Linked DNA regions of Mus musculus: region 2 is linked to region 1. Evidence: chromatin loops called from intact Hi-C (ENCODE). Cell type or tissue: left cerebral cortex. All regions are shown on one strand. Links, peaks and the distances in the headings refer to the core of each region. The heading gives the core; the rest is flanking DNA. Region 1 has its middle 110 kb from the start of Dgkb. Region 2 holds the start of Dgkb (diacylglycerol kinase, beta).

Region 1 (7,595 bases), core at 2,747-5,246:
TATTGGGGGAGTATTTGTTGCTTTTTTGCTTCTTTGCCTTTTAACCTCATTGATCTTCCATCTGTCTCAGGAAATTCCAGTATCAGTCTCTTCTTCTTCCTGTAATGCCTTCTTGGCATCAATTCCTCTGATGTTCGCTTCTCTTGCACAGTTCCTCTTCTAAAATGATTTGGACATTCACTACAGAAAGCTACATCTCAAGAAGATTCATACTACCTGTGTGTCAACAGCTTGAACCCTACTCTCTTCTGTCTTCTCACTTCTGTCTGATCTTCACTACTTTATTTTGAAATGTTATTTATGGTAAGATTCAGTGCCTTAAATGTCAACAAATGCTTTACAGGAAACAGAGGAGTAATGAGAGATTGTTATAAACTAAAGGTTCAGCTGTGGGTTTTTGTTTGTTTGTTCGTTTTCTCTCTCCATTGGCTTATGCATTTCAGATGTGAGCAAAAAATTCTTTCTATTATATGACGTACTGACTGATCAGAACCTCAGTGATGTGGAGAGTTTGACATGTTGTAAAAACAGATCCAAATTACTCATATTATCTGGGCCATCTTTAGGTTCCTTAATAATTTAATTTATTGTCCTTCTCTGCATGTGGCCTAACATCTTTCTGACCCTTTGGTAAATTTTTTGGGATGTGTCTTTGTTAGACCTTCTATTGCTGCATTGAAAACAGCATAAATCTGGAGTGTAAAAAAAATTAAATTAAATTAGCAATTAAAAAAAATCATAACAAAAAAGAAAGTTCGGGAGAAAAAGGCTTATTTGGCTTATACTTCCGTATTGCTGTTCACCATTGGGGGAAGCTTAGAAAATAACTTAAACAGGGTAGAAAGCCCAGAGACAGGAGATGAAGCACAGGCTATTATGAGTACTATTGCTTAGTGACTTGCTTCCCACATCTTGCTCAGCCTGCTTTTTTTTTCTTTTTTTTTTTAATTAGGTATTTATTTCATTTACATTTCCAATGCTGTCCCAAAAGTCCCCTATACCCTCCCCCACCCACTCCCCCACCCACCCACTCCCACTTCTTGGCCCTGGCGTTTCTCTGTACTGAGGCATATAAAGTTTACACGACCAATGTGCCTGTCTTTCCACTGATGGCCGACTAGGTCATATTCTGATACATATGCAGCTTTCTTATAGGACCCAGGACCACCACCCAGGGATAGGACCGTCCACAATAGGTTGGAGTCTCCTCATCAACCACCAACTAAGAAAACGCCTTTCAGCCAGATCTTAGGGAGGTGTTTTCTCAAGTAAGGTTCACTCCTTTCAGATAACTCTAGTTTGTATGTGAAGTTGACCAAGACTAGACAGCACAAGATGTTTAAAAAGACTTATTGTTACAACAAAAAAGAAGGGGGCAAGGAAAGCAGTTTGATGGTGTCTGAGACCTATGACAGAGTTTCCACCACTTTGCTGAATCCCATCTACCTGATGTTTCTATCAATAGAGTTGAAAATACTTATTTATGACTTTCTTTATTGTTTCTATAAAAAAAAAACAACTTAATAATGTTACCTCATTGTAATTTAGAATTTATTTATGATAACCTGAATTTGTTTTTGTAGGCTACTGCCATACATGTGTTTTCTAGACTAATGTATCCCTTAACCCCTTTGATGTGATGTGGAGAGCTATTGGTGCCATTTCAAGAATATTATTAAGAATTTGACCTTGGGCTAGGACAAGGAAGTAGGCTCAAGATCTTGATCATCTTGATAAGTTCCTGAAGACCATGGGACCTTTGTTCATGCCTTGTTTGTTCCTTTACTACTTTGTTTATGCCTTAGAACTGGCCATATTCTTTGCATGTACTTAGAATGATATAAAAGCAGACTGGAAAAAAATTAAACCTGCTTCGGCACTTGTTGAGATCGTACTATAGTGATGTCTGATTGTCTTTTCTTTCATTAATCCTTGCTCCCTCCCTCAAGACCCTGTTGACTTATTGAGTCATCTTGGCCAATGTGAAACTTGTGTTTTTGTTTGATAAATGTTATTAACTCAAATGCTTAGAGGCATGAGAAAATTGAAAAGTTTTATTAACAAATTCTATTTTAATATAACCTTTTTTCAACTTGTAAAAGCTAATGACTATTTGAAATTTTTAAAATATAAATACTATGATACAGTAATTTAACACATCCAGGAGCCTAGCTTTAACAATAGGCTACTAGTTTCTATATCTCTGCAAACTTATGAAATTTATCTTCCTCCTGAGTTCTAGATTTGTAACCAACTGATCTGATGATACATTTATCAAATATCTAAGACCAGCCATGTTTAAAATACCCAGAACAGAGCTATTGGTTCTTTGATATTTTCCTGCTGCAGAAAAATGGCACCATTCTGACTTAGGAATCAAGCCACATCATGCCTTTTCATCGCCACAATTCAACTAAACCATAAGTTTCACATTGTTTCAGGAAATACTCAGAAAGAGTAAGAGGGAAGTCACACTTGTGCAACTCTCTACTCTGTGGGGCTGACTAGCCAGGCACCGGTGGGCAATGGCCGACCTGTTCTTATCTCGTGGAGACTCTGACTTATTACTCTACAATCTCTCCACCCAGCTCCCGAGGATCCCACTGGCAAGTTGTTACCATAGGAAACCCATGCTTCAAATCCTTCACATCCTTTGTCATGCACCTCAGGCAAACCCATGCTTTGCTTTCTATCTTGAACTCAGGCCAGCTGTCCTGTGAAGGAAAACACAACACAAATTTAGTTCAGAAATGAAGGTAACTCAATCATTGGGTGCAACAACTAAAACTTAATCTTGTAAGCCTTATCAAAATCTGATTCCTCTGGTGGCGAATCAACAGGGATTTTTTTTTCCTGGCCTTAATTCTTGCTAGTGTTATTACTTACTTACATTTCTTAAACACATTTGAGACCCCTTGATCATTGGAGAAGTAAAATGCTTTGTCTATATCAGAATGATGGCATTTCCTTCTCCATGGAGGATTGTATAGGTAGGTTTCCTTCCCCCTCCATGATCCATTATTCAGTTCATTGTTGCCTCAATAAACTACCTCCTGACTGTCCCTTGCTTCATTTTCCAGGTGCTCAGACATGGTCTTACTATGAAGCTATGTGTTACATTCACTTTTCCTGTGAAAATATGACCAAATCAAAGACAGACCAAAGAGAAACAAATGGTTGTGCTGACTTATTTTAACAGCACAGAAGGGATAGTTTCAAGAGCAGCAGAACCCCAAACAGCCTTCTCACTGCTGAACCCCATCCATCCTGGATGATTGCCTCATAGAGATGTATCATGCCGTGCCTTTTAAAATCATCCTTGTGCATTATCTATCTCAAGATCTCTTCCATCTGGGAAGGAGAATAATAGCTGGATTCTAGGAAAGGCTTTCCTGGGGAATGGGGTAAATTGCCTCATTTCCATAGTTACTCTATTGTCTATTAGTTTATTGGTGTACACTAGTTTCCATGGTCATAGGGCTTGGGATTTGGGAAAGAAAAGTCCATCATGATATAACATCATGCCTCAAATTCAAGTGGACAGGCAAGCAAGTAAATAAATCAACCAGCAAACAAACTGCCCTGAAATTTGCTATTTAGCTCTGACAGGCTTTGAACTTCTGATCTTCCTGCCTTCATTAATATACTATAGCTATAGCGTAATTTTCTTCTTTTAAGACTAACTATAATCTATATTTAAAAAAAAAAACTATGAAGGCAATTTGGCACATAGTACTTTAAAAATATACATATTTGAGGCAAGTGGTTTGAGTACCTATCAGAAGTCAAATTCATCAGAAGGATATCAATATTTTCTGAAAATTCTGAATCGCTCGATGTCTGAGTCATCGTGATCTGGCTTGAGTAATTAGCGCCAGCATTCCTCTTCCTTTTGAACCAACCAAACTTTCTCTTTGAGCCTCTCCATAGTTATACTTCTGCTCTTATCTTATTACCAGGGAAATCAAGGTTTTCTTTAACAGCACCTTAGGCTCATTAAATAAGACAATTTGTAAGCTCAAGAATTGTATTAGCTCTGACAGGAAAGCAGCAGAGAGAAGAGCAGGAAGACTGTGCCTCTCAACTGAAGCCCAGAGACAGAGGTGGAGATGGGGGTGGGTGTACTAGAGAGTCCCAAAGAGTAAGAGGGAAGTCACGCTTTTGCAATGGTGGTTAGCAAGCAGCAGCATGGCAGAGGTGTGGGTGTGGAATAGAGTGCCAGAGAATGAGTAAGGAGGTCCAGAGCATCAGTGAGTCATCCCAGGCTTTGGTCAGCATCCAAAAGCAAAGGGGATACAAAGGAAGGAAAATGTAAGCTCATACAAGTCAGCAAGCCCATGGGCAGATGCTCCAAGTGCCAGCTGACAGAAGCTCCACAAAATGTTCCACTAGGCAGGAAAAGTGCTGAGGGGATAGCAACAAGCTAAGCTGTCTTTGGGTGACTTAGACTTCTGAGGGATGGGTGTAGTAAGGCTCCTGGCTAGGTGAAACTATTCTAAGAAGATACTTATGCCTCGCAGTCTGATTATCATACTATTATACAAATGGATCACAAAGAGATGAGAAGTTCCCAGGAATCTTATGGTTAAGAACAGGCAATGCCCTTTTCATAGTTACTCTACTTTGTAACTTTGTGTTTTTTCAGGCTGCATATTGCACCCAGGAAACACCATTTTCAAGTAGCTGATTTTGCTCTAATAAAGGTTGACTGCAGCTCCTGGGAGAAACTAGAAACCACATTATCTGGCAGTCACCATCAATATATCACCAATTAATAAGATGTATTCCTACAAATAGCAAAGAAGTCTATAAGTTTATCAGGGAGCCTTGAAACTATGGGGCTATTAAGTCATATAGTATATTGCAATCATATCAGAGAAATCAATCCCGAGAACTCACTGGACACACAAGACACTGTGATGACAAAGTCGCATGCCGATGTATCATTTGATGCCTGGGGTATGGGGCAAGAATCAGATTTGGATAATCCCCAGTGTCCATTCAGCCTGCTCAACTAACCGCCTACCTCTTCACTTGTTTACAGGTCTGGACCTGGGCCTGATCCATCTCCTGCTGCTGACCTGGCTGACTGCACCTTGTTACATTGAATTTTGCAGCCTTGCTCTCAAACCTGAAACCAACAGTTACCAGAAGCATCTTCCTCTTGACACCGGTCTGGCTCATGACCTTAAGTCTACAGACTTTGTCTCTGGTTATACCGAAGCCTTTTGAAACCTGCTGAAACTTCTTGAACTCATATTCATTCTTGTGTGTGTGTGTGTGTGTGTGTGTGTGTGTGTGCATGTGGTGTGTGATATGAGGGGTGATATCAGTAAATAAGATAGGAATAAAAAAAATCTGCATTCATCTCAACTAAGCCCCTTAGATATATGTACTTTATGACAAATTACTGTCATTGAACCAGGTAAACTTTTTTGTTTTATTGTTAAATTCTGACAATATGGACATACTATGTGTATTTCTCTCTTTCTGTGTTATCGGGACACTTATGATAAACAAGGGGAAATTTGTCTCAGAGAAGAGAGATCCCATGGTTCTGACAACTTGCCAGACCATCTTACAGGTTGAGAGACTGAAGCCCAGACAATGAGCCTTCAGTGGTGGGCAGAGCCGTACATGCCCAGGAACTGCTTAGGAGTTTATATCCTTCAGTTTTTGTTTAAATTTCAATTTCATTCCAGGAATGTAAAGAAGACAAACTTGAGGGGGTCACTGGATCTCTTTTTTTTTTTTTAAAGACTTTATTTATTTGTTATATGTAAGTACACTGTAGCTATCTTCAGACACACCAGAAGAGGGAGTCAGATCTCATTAGGGATGGTTGTGAGCCACCATGTGGTTGCTGGGATTTGAACTCAGGACCTTCGGAAAAGCAGTTGGGTGCTCTTACCTGCTGAGCCATCTCACCAGCCCGTCACTAGATCTCTTTGTTCCCCTTCCTGCTGCGGTCATATTGAATAGATAAAATCCCCTTTCTGCTGTCCACTATTAAAATGTCTCTTTGATAGGCATATTGGGGATTGGTGGTCACGGGTGATTGAAGGATCAGTAGATGTTGGCACGGGGAACAGTTGTAGACTTCTGGATTACAATCCTATCACAATGCATAACTCACTTCTGCTCCATATGTGTTCCCCTAGAGTGCAGTACCACAATAACAGAAATTATTCACCAAGGCAGAACTTCTTACTCCATTATTAACATAGGGCTATAATTAGATGAAGTGACTTCTAGTAGTCTGGAGAAATCTTGGGGGGATTAACAAGCATACTTGGGAACTACTACTATTACTACATCACTTTCTGGTTCATATTCTTTCCGTTCATTGCCTGACCCATATTTGTGATCAGCAGGTCTCAGTGAAGGAATCTTGGTACAATCAATCCCCCAGTCTCTAACTGGGACAGGCTTCACTTCACATCCTGGTTTTGGTACCTTGCTCTTCTCTGGCCACCTGTGTCTGACTACTGGTGAATATTTTAAACATCTGGGAAAGAACCTTTCTACAAAGCTATTTTCTTTAAAAAGTAAGGAGGTTCCATCCTTCCATTGATCACCTATTACAATAATTTTACGCTAAGAGATTGATGAAATGCCAAAAAATAACTCTGTCTCTATGTTTTATATGTCCCTGGCCATCTCTCTTAGGATCCAGGACTAAGTAAACAAGGTTTTTAGTGAGATACAAATTTAACAGCTGTTTCCTACTTCATGAAAATCAGCTTCTGCCAGTAATAACTGAAAGTTTGATGTGTTTCAATATATCTATCTCTCTTAGGAGACTCTTTTCTCATCCCCTTTACACATAGAAATTTGAAAAACATGCCTTACTCGCTTCTTAAATGTGACTAAAGCTGAGAATCTCACAACTGTTTAAAAAAAATATGTTTTGGTGAGAAAAAACAAACACAGCAGCCAAGCAGATGAAAAACGCTAGATTTCATACATAAAGAACCACCCTCAATTGCCATGCACTGTGGTTCTACACAGACATGTGGGGGTAATCATGTTGAGTGTAGATTAGGGTATGGCAAACCCACTGTGGACTTGGAGATCCCAAGCAGTCCCTCCCTGCACCAGCTCCCCCAACCCCTACATTACCACTGGTGATGCCAAAACTGTCCTATGCAGAAGAAGAGGAGAAACATTGATGGGAGGCCAAGCATCAAGAATGCTGAATCATCTGCTCTTTGAGGTGGGAGGGCATTCTCAAAATTTGTACATAGATGAAACTTCACAGAAAATAAAACTCCGCTTAGGCAAATCAGTCACAGATAATGACCAATACAAAAAAAATGGATGCTATATTCTGTGTAGCCTGGAAATGGACTGCCTGCCTTTATAGCCTTCCAGGAGCCAATTTAAGGTCTGAGTAGTGCAGTGAATCAGCGCTTGAGCAATACAGCAGCACCAAGAGAATCTTCAGAAGAGATGCAGTGTCAGATGGAGGGGATGGAACTAATAGAAATCCTCCTCATAGAGTATTAGTAGAGAAAGAATGGTCCATTACAACAGAATTTCAACCAGAGAAAAATGCAGACGTGCAGACGTACTGAAGGCTTTGCTGTCTCATG
Region 2 (7,595 bases), core at 2,494-4,993, 110 kb after region 1:
AAGACCATGAGGTGGAAGGCCACCTGGGAACCTTCCAGATGCTGAGGTTATTTCATGGAGTGAGTATGAAAGCAAAGCTCAGTGGATATAAACATATTTTCTTATCAGAACATGGTTCTCTGAAGTAGAAATTACTTCCTAACATTGTACCTACTACCTGAAAGTATGAAACTTCAGAATTTACTCATTGTAATTTTAGTGATTTGCATTTCTATGTGCTACTTAGCCAAAATAAAAAAAAGAAAAAGAAAAAGAAAAAAAAGAAAAATGAGATAGAAAGTATTGAAAGACAAAAATATACGGTAACACGATTTATTAAATATTTTGGTACTTAAAATTCCTGGTTGTATCCAGTGGAAAAAAAGACAGCATTTTCAACAAATGGTGCTGGCACAACTGGCAGTTATCATGTAGAAGAATGCGAGTTGATCCAGTCTTATCTCCTTGTACAAAGTTCAAGTCTAAGTGGATCAAAGACCTCCACAAAAAACCAGAGACACTGAAATTTATAGAGGAGAAATGGAAGACAGTGGGGAAAAGCCTCGAAGATATGGACATAGGGGAATAATTTCTGAACAGAAAAATAATGGCTTGTGCTGTAAGATCAAGAGTCAACAAATGGGGCCTCATAAAATTGCAAAGCTTCTGTAAGGCAAAAGATACTGTCAATAAGACAAAAAGGCCACCAACAGATTGGGAAAGGATTTTTACCAATCCTAAATCTGATAGGGGACTAATATCCAATATATACAAAGAGCTCAAGAAGCTGAATCCCAGAAATTCAAATAACCCCATTAATAAATGGAGTAGAGAGCTAAACAAAGAATTCTCAATGTAGGAATACTGAAGGGCTGAGAAGCACTTGAAAAAAATGTTCAACATCCTTAATCATCAGGGAAATGCAAATCCAAACAACCCTGAGATTTCACCTCACACCAGTCAGAATGGCTAAGGTCAAAAATTTAGGTGACAGCAGATGCTGGCAAGAATGTGGAGAAAGAGGAACATGCCTCCATTGCTGGTGGGATTGCAAGCTTGTACAGCCACTCTGGAAATTAGTCTGGCTGTTCCTCAGAAAATTGGACATAGTACTACCGGAAGATCCAGCAGTACCTCTCCTGGGCATATACCCAGAAGCTGTTCCAACTGGTAATAAGGACACATGCTCCACTATGTTCATAGCAGCCTTATTTAAAATAGCCAGAAGCTGGAAAGAACCCAGATGTCTCTCAACAGAGGAATGGATACAGAAAATGTGGTACATTTACACAATGGAGTACTACTCAGCTATTAAAAACAATGAATTTATGAAATTCTTTGGCAAATGGATATATCTGGTGGATATCATCCTGAGTGATGTAAACCAATCACAAAAGAAGTCATTAGATATGTACTCACTGATAAGTGGATATTAGCCCAGAAACTTAGAATACCCAAGATACAATTTGCAAAACACAAGAAAATCAAGAAGAAGGAAGATCAACGTGTGGATACTTCATTCCTCCTTAGAAGAGGGAACAAAATACTTATGGAAGGAGTTAGAGTCAAAATTTGGAGCTAAGATGAAAGGATTGACAATCCAGAGACTAACCCACCCAGGGATCCATTCCATAATCAGCCACCAAAGCAGACACTATTGCATATGTCAGCAAGATTTTGCTGAAAGGACCCTGATATAGCTGTCTCTTGTGAGGCTATGCCAGTGCCTGGCAAATACAGAAGTGGATGCTCACAGTCATCTATTGGATGGAACACAGGGCCCCCAATGGAGAAGTTGGAGAAAGTACTCAAGGAGCTGAAGGGGTCTGCAACTCTATAGGTGGAACAACAATATGAACTAATCTGAAACCCCAGAGCTCGTGTCTCTAGCTGCATATGTATCAGAAGATGGCCTAGTCAGCCATCATTGAGAAGAGAGGCCCCTTGGTCTTGCAAACTTTTATGCCCCAGTACTGCAGAATGCCAGGGCCAAGAAGTGGGTGTGAGTGGGTAGGGGAGCAGGTCGGGGTGAAGGTATAGGGGACTTTTGGGATAGCATTTGAAATGTAAATGAAAAAAAATCTAAAAAAAAAATGGGAAAAAAAGAGTAAAGGGGCATGAGGAAGTGGAATGGAGCTAAATTCTGAAAAAATATTCTTAGTTGTATCTTAGTATATATTTTAAACTAAAATATTGATCGTTTATTTGTCACTATGATTATAGTAAATTTTTTGGTAAACTGATATCTATTAAATAATTGATAAATGCTTTGTTCATTAATTAGTCCTTGTTTACCTAAATGCTATGATCACCTTATATAAACAAATAAAGAAATGGTTCTCTTTTCTTCCTTTTGAATTTGTTGTTTTTAGGGTTTGACTTTCTTGTGTTCCTAACTTGTTTAACCATGACTGTATAAGCCCTGTAATTGGTTATAAATATGGTAGACATAAGAAACGCTCAGAGAAAGGCATAGTTACTGTATGTATTACAAATAAAATTGAAGAGAATTAAGGTCATTTTTAGCTCAGAATCTGAAAACTAACAATAATGTGGAAGAGCTGTTCAGTGTGTGTGTGTGTGTGTGTGTGTGTGTGAGAGAGAGAGAGAGAGAGAGAGAGAGAGAGAGAGAGAGAGAGAGAGAACAGGTGTGTGTGTGTGTGAGAGAGAGAAAGAGAGAGAAAGGCAGGGAGGGAGGGAAAAGAGAGAACAGGTGTGTGTGTGTGTGAGGGGGGAGAAAGAGAACTGGTGTGTGTGTGTGTGTGTGTGTGTGTGTGTGTGTGTGTGAGTGTGTCTTATGCTACTCATTACATTCTATTACAGAACTATAACATGGACATAAACTATCGCTAGATCAGATGATGTTCTAACGTGGTGCTGATATGTTGAAATCATACCTCTATGATATTTTGTAGAAAGACTGAGAGCCATTAAAACACACATATCAGTGTAACCTTCACTATAGGAAAGTGAACTTGCACCTTAATTGCCAGCAGGTTTTGCATACATTGGATCATGTAAATTGATGTTATATTTTTATTATCCAATACATTACTTTTATCACATGACTCAAAAACCATCTTTATCTGTGTCCTGATTAGTTATAACTACACACCAGTTTTCTTCTTCATCATCAGTTCATTGCCTTTGTAGTTTATCAGATCCACCATCCAGTCACCTGCTCTAAGTAACCAAGCAGGGATGAAGCAAGAGAGAGCATTAAATGGATGAGGTGAGTGGGCTGCGACTGAGTAGCCAGTTAGAATATAATTTAGTAATAAAGAGAGGGTAGTCCGGCATCAGATTTCTGGTGGAGGGACAAATGTACACTAAGTGATAGGAACTGAAGACAATACAGCTCAAAGTCTCAATAACAGCTACTGATGGCTGCACTGTCTCCCCAACCGCCTGATCATAACTCAGCCAGCAGTTAAACAGCTGGGAAGCCCTGTCTCTCTGTCTTATTTCCCCCTGTGTTCCAAGGGCTATAGTAGCAACAGCAGCCTCAGCAGCCAGGCAGCAGGGCTATAGCTTGCAGCCAAGCAGACCGCCGCCGCCTCATCACCACACACACACACACACACACACACACACACACACACACACACACACACACAATTGCACACACTTCCCGAATCAACGCGTTGTCACACAAATCCTGGACCATGACAGATGAGAGAAGAGCAATAGGCACGGACAACAGGTATTTCCTCTCTGACAAATTCAGTTTCATTCCCAATGCTTATTGGTTTGCATAAGGAAAGAAGCCTAAGCGATACCTAGCCTGTGCGGACTACCAGAGGACTGGAGGTGGCCTCGGCAGGGGAGGGTGAAGTGGGAGGAGTGAGATGTGGGGAAGAGAAGAAGCCAAAATTGACTTTCAGGCTCCGGAAGCCTACAGCTCTCAGCCTCCGCTGTTTTTGAGTTGCAAATGATCTGGGAGTGGTGGGTTGCAGGCAGCCCCTGCCATCGCCTGGAAGAAGACTTCCATCTTTCAGTCACTAGTTCCAACGGGCCGTGTGTTCTGGAAGGGGGTGGCAGCAGGGAGGAGGATGCTCTGAGCAGAGTTCTTGAAGCTTTGCTCTTGGGGGAAGCCGGGCTGTGTGGGAGCCTTCTGACTGAGCTGAGAGCGTGTGAATTGGAAAGGATCCTGAGAGCTGGCTGGTCCCAGTTCATCTCCGGAAAAGCTGTCGCTCTCGCTTCAGAGATGCGCCTAGCCTTCGCCTGCATCACGCTGCAGTAAGTTCAACTCAGCACGGTTGGCAGTTTGAGTGGCCTCTGGGTATGTGGTGCGGGGGAAGGGAAGCCGAGAAGAAATGGCGAGGAAAGTTAGGAAAGCAGAGCTTCAGATTTCCCATGCAAATCTGAAAGCATTTTGTGTCCCTCATTTCTGTGCTAGTTATTGGTCGCCTGCTGTTATCTGCAGCAGAGAACCTAATGTTAGCTAAGTAAGTCTGGGGAAAGTGCTCGATTTATTGTGATTCCAGGCAATGAGACTGGCGAGCGAGTGTGACCTCCTGAAAGTTACGGATGAGAGGGAAGGTGGTTTGTGGGGGCGGATGGTGAGGAATCAAAGAAGCCGGCTTCGATTTTTAAATTCCCCGATTGTCCTAAATTCCATTCTAGATTCATTTCCTATTTGTACATAAACAAACAAACAAAACACGCACGACGTTTCCTTACTTTTATAACATTAAAACTAAAGATGAACTAGATCTATAGCTAGCTGCTTAATGACAGTCTGGGCGACACGGATGATCTGGCTAAACATTCAGGTTGTTCTCTGTGGGTGGGGTGAAGAGCCTCCTAGGTTCTTACTGCTACCATCGTCTCCAGCTCCTAACCAGTATCATCTGAAATACTTATGATTTGAAAGGGACGATTTTACATGAAGATGCCATTGTACTTAGCTACTTAACAGGGCTGTGTTCGCTGGCAGAAGAAAACGAAGGCTAAAGAACTTTCCAAAACAACTCCAGCCAGTTTATTCAAAGTGCAGATAACCAACTCTTTTAAAAATAGGTCAGCATGGGCCAGCCTATTGTAAAGCAAATTAGCGAATAAATAAGGAGTTTGGCAGAACCCTAAAGGTCTTTTCTGAAAGGAAAGTAGAAATAATTAACTTAAAACAGTTGGGATTATCTGACCAGTTTTTCTCTTATGGAAAATCGAACCCCCAACACATTTTCTTTTTTTTTTTTTTAATGACAGGAAAAACACAACAGAAACGAGAAATAAAAGAATATCATAATTAGAAAAGATCTTCCACTTAGTTGAAGGCTTGCTGGAGAAATGACGGTTTCACTGTATTTTATTCCAAGAAATATTATAGTTACAGCGGAAGGTACCTAAAGCAGACTCCAGGACTCCAGAATCTTCCAACAGACAACTGCATATAAACTATCATGGGCTTCGTAGGTCAAAGTGGTTTTGAACTTTTGAGGTAAAGTCTGTGGCCAGACAGGACTTACACCTGTTCTCCTACCCAGCTCTAAAACAGAAGAACTGTTGAATTTGAGGCCAGACCAAGTTACACAGGTATTTCTAGATTATGGAGTGTGACACTGTCTAAAAAATTAGAAAGAGAATATACTAAAATTAGTAATTGTGAAACGCGATGTAATTCTGAAATCTGCTGTTATGATAAAATAGGAAATCCAGGGCTGCATTTATCCTGCCAGTTTAGTTTAAAATTGTCTGACTCTTTCCCTAAATCATCCAATCTATTACTTTATTACAAATAAGTCAGGTCAAGGAGTAATGAGAATTGTTTTAACTAGTCAGCTACTCATCTCCGAATTCTCTAAATAGAAAGGCTCACTCAGTGTTTGGGCAATTTTTGCTCTTGCAATATTCAACTATTTAGGGGTCCATTCTGTTTATCAAAAACTTCCATGCATAATCTCTAAATTTAACTCTGAGTAGCTTATGACCCAGGAAATATGCTTGTCATGGTTCTACATATGCAGGGTAAATGTTTTACAAAGCAATAAAGAGAGAGAGAGGAGAGAGAGAGAGAGAGAGAGAGAGAGAGAGAGAGAGAGAGAGAGAGAATGAGAGGGAGAGAGAATGGGAGAATAAGAGGGAGAGAGAATGAGAGAGAGAGAATGAGACACACACACACACACAGAGAGAGAGAGAGAGAGAGAGAGAGAGAGAGAGAGAGAGAGAGAAAATCCTTACTGTAAGAATATGTGGTGGTGAGTTTCCAAGCATTTCCATAACACTATGACGACAGACACTGAGTACTTGAAATCAGATATTCAGCTAATTGAAAAAAAACCTGGCTAAGAATCCCACAGCCATCTATCAAGAGTTCTTCAAGAAAGAAGCTTATTGGAGCCAAGTTATAGCCATGTGCTTACTCCATGCTTCAGAATTTTTTTTCATACTGCAAGAGGACAGTATTGTATCTGGGAAGATTATAGTTAAAAGTACTTTGTAGAGATCTTATTTTAATTTTTAAACCATTAGCAAAATTTGTTGCGACCGTGCCTGGCCGAGGCAAGAAGCTTGTGACTCACACTTTGCCTTGCATGCTTTTGAAAGAAAGAAATATTTGTCGTCAGAAATCTCAAAGTTAGTCCCTGAATCTAAATCTACCTACTAATAACAACTGGGGCTATACACAGGCAAGGGAAACCATTTGAACATTATCCTTTCCTGGATGGCTTCTGGATCAGAACTGTGCTTGTCTATGCATGACAGCTACAGAACCTCCACAGAAGCAATACCTCCAGCCAAGAGCACCTGCCCAGGGGAAGCTTCAGGCAAAGTTGGGGATGATATTCTTTTCCAAGTCCTGTAGGATTTTCTCTTTCCTGAAACCCTGACATGAAGTTTAACCTCAAATAAGAGTTCTGTGGGTAAAGCATTTTGAATGAGTTATTTTATCAACGGTGTAGAAGCTATAGAAGGAAGATATTTTCTACCACGTAAAAGAAAATCCAACCCAGGGTTGAATTAAAAAAGAATATATTGAAAGTAATAGAGTTGACAATGGTAGGCTGTGATAACCTCCATGGTGTGCCTCCCACTCCTAGTCACACTGCTACCTGTTCTATTAAGAAAGAATTGTGCTGTGACGCAGTTGGCTTCAGTGTATCCTTTTTGAAGGGGCTGAGAGTTGGAGGTACTTGAGAAATCATGCTAGGTAAGAGAGATTGCCTTGCTCTCTTTGTACTCAAGATTCAAACCACAAGAATTGGAATCTCACTTGACCCCAAGTCTGAACTTGGCATAGTCACCATTCCAATTTCTGGCTTTACAAACTGTGGAAACAAAACTGGGCTGGGTGCCAGGAATTAGAAGATGAAGGAGCTAATACGGGAGAAAATGGTCTGAAAGTTCCAAGAGGGAACTCCTCCATAGGCCATAGGCGGCTGCTGGATAAATGTGGGTACCTCTTTTATCCCGTGAGACATGGAAATAAAAGTTCTTTGGGATGTATTTGTGGTAGACTTCAAAGTCAAGGATAGAGCAGAGACTCAGACATAGCCTATGAAGTTTGGTTATAAAAATTAATTAGTGTTCCCTTTGGGCAATCCTTATTAAAAAAAAAAAAAGGAAACTGATAAAGAATACTGTGTGGACGGGCCAGGTGACAAGATGAAGTG

Evidence for each region. A loop is a pair of places that touch in the nucleus more often than their neighbours do. Peaks named below come from ENCODE experiments on the same cell type or tissue, not always from the same donor. Only the 100,000 strongest peaks of a DNase experiment are listed, where the experiment ranks them.
Region 2: a loop joins it to region 1, with 10 times the contacts of the local background. A loop is called at or near these places in 4 of 42 quality-filtered maps.

The regions. Positions count from the first base shown.
Region 1 is chr12:37,765,816-37,773,410 of GRCm38, forward strand. No RefSeq gene overlaps it. Among named protein-coding and RNA genes, the nearest start is that of Dgkb, 110 kb to the right of the region's middle. In left cerebral cortex, for the core only: no CTCF peak of the experiment used is centred there; a DNase peak (open chromatin) is centred at 4,239.
Region 2 is chr12:37,876,737-37,884,331 of GRCm38, forward strand. It overlaps Dgkb (diacylglycerol kinase, beta), which reads left to right and starts at 3,781. Exons shown (of 26, transcript NM_001361686.1): 1 at 3,781-4,218. In left cerebral cortex, for the core only: no CTCF peak of the experiment used is centred there; DNase peaks (open chromatin) are centred at 4,019 and 4,828; H3K4me3 peaks cover 1,407 bases; H3K27ac peaks cover 1,778 bases.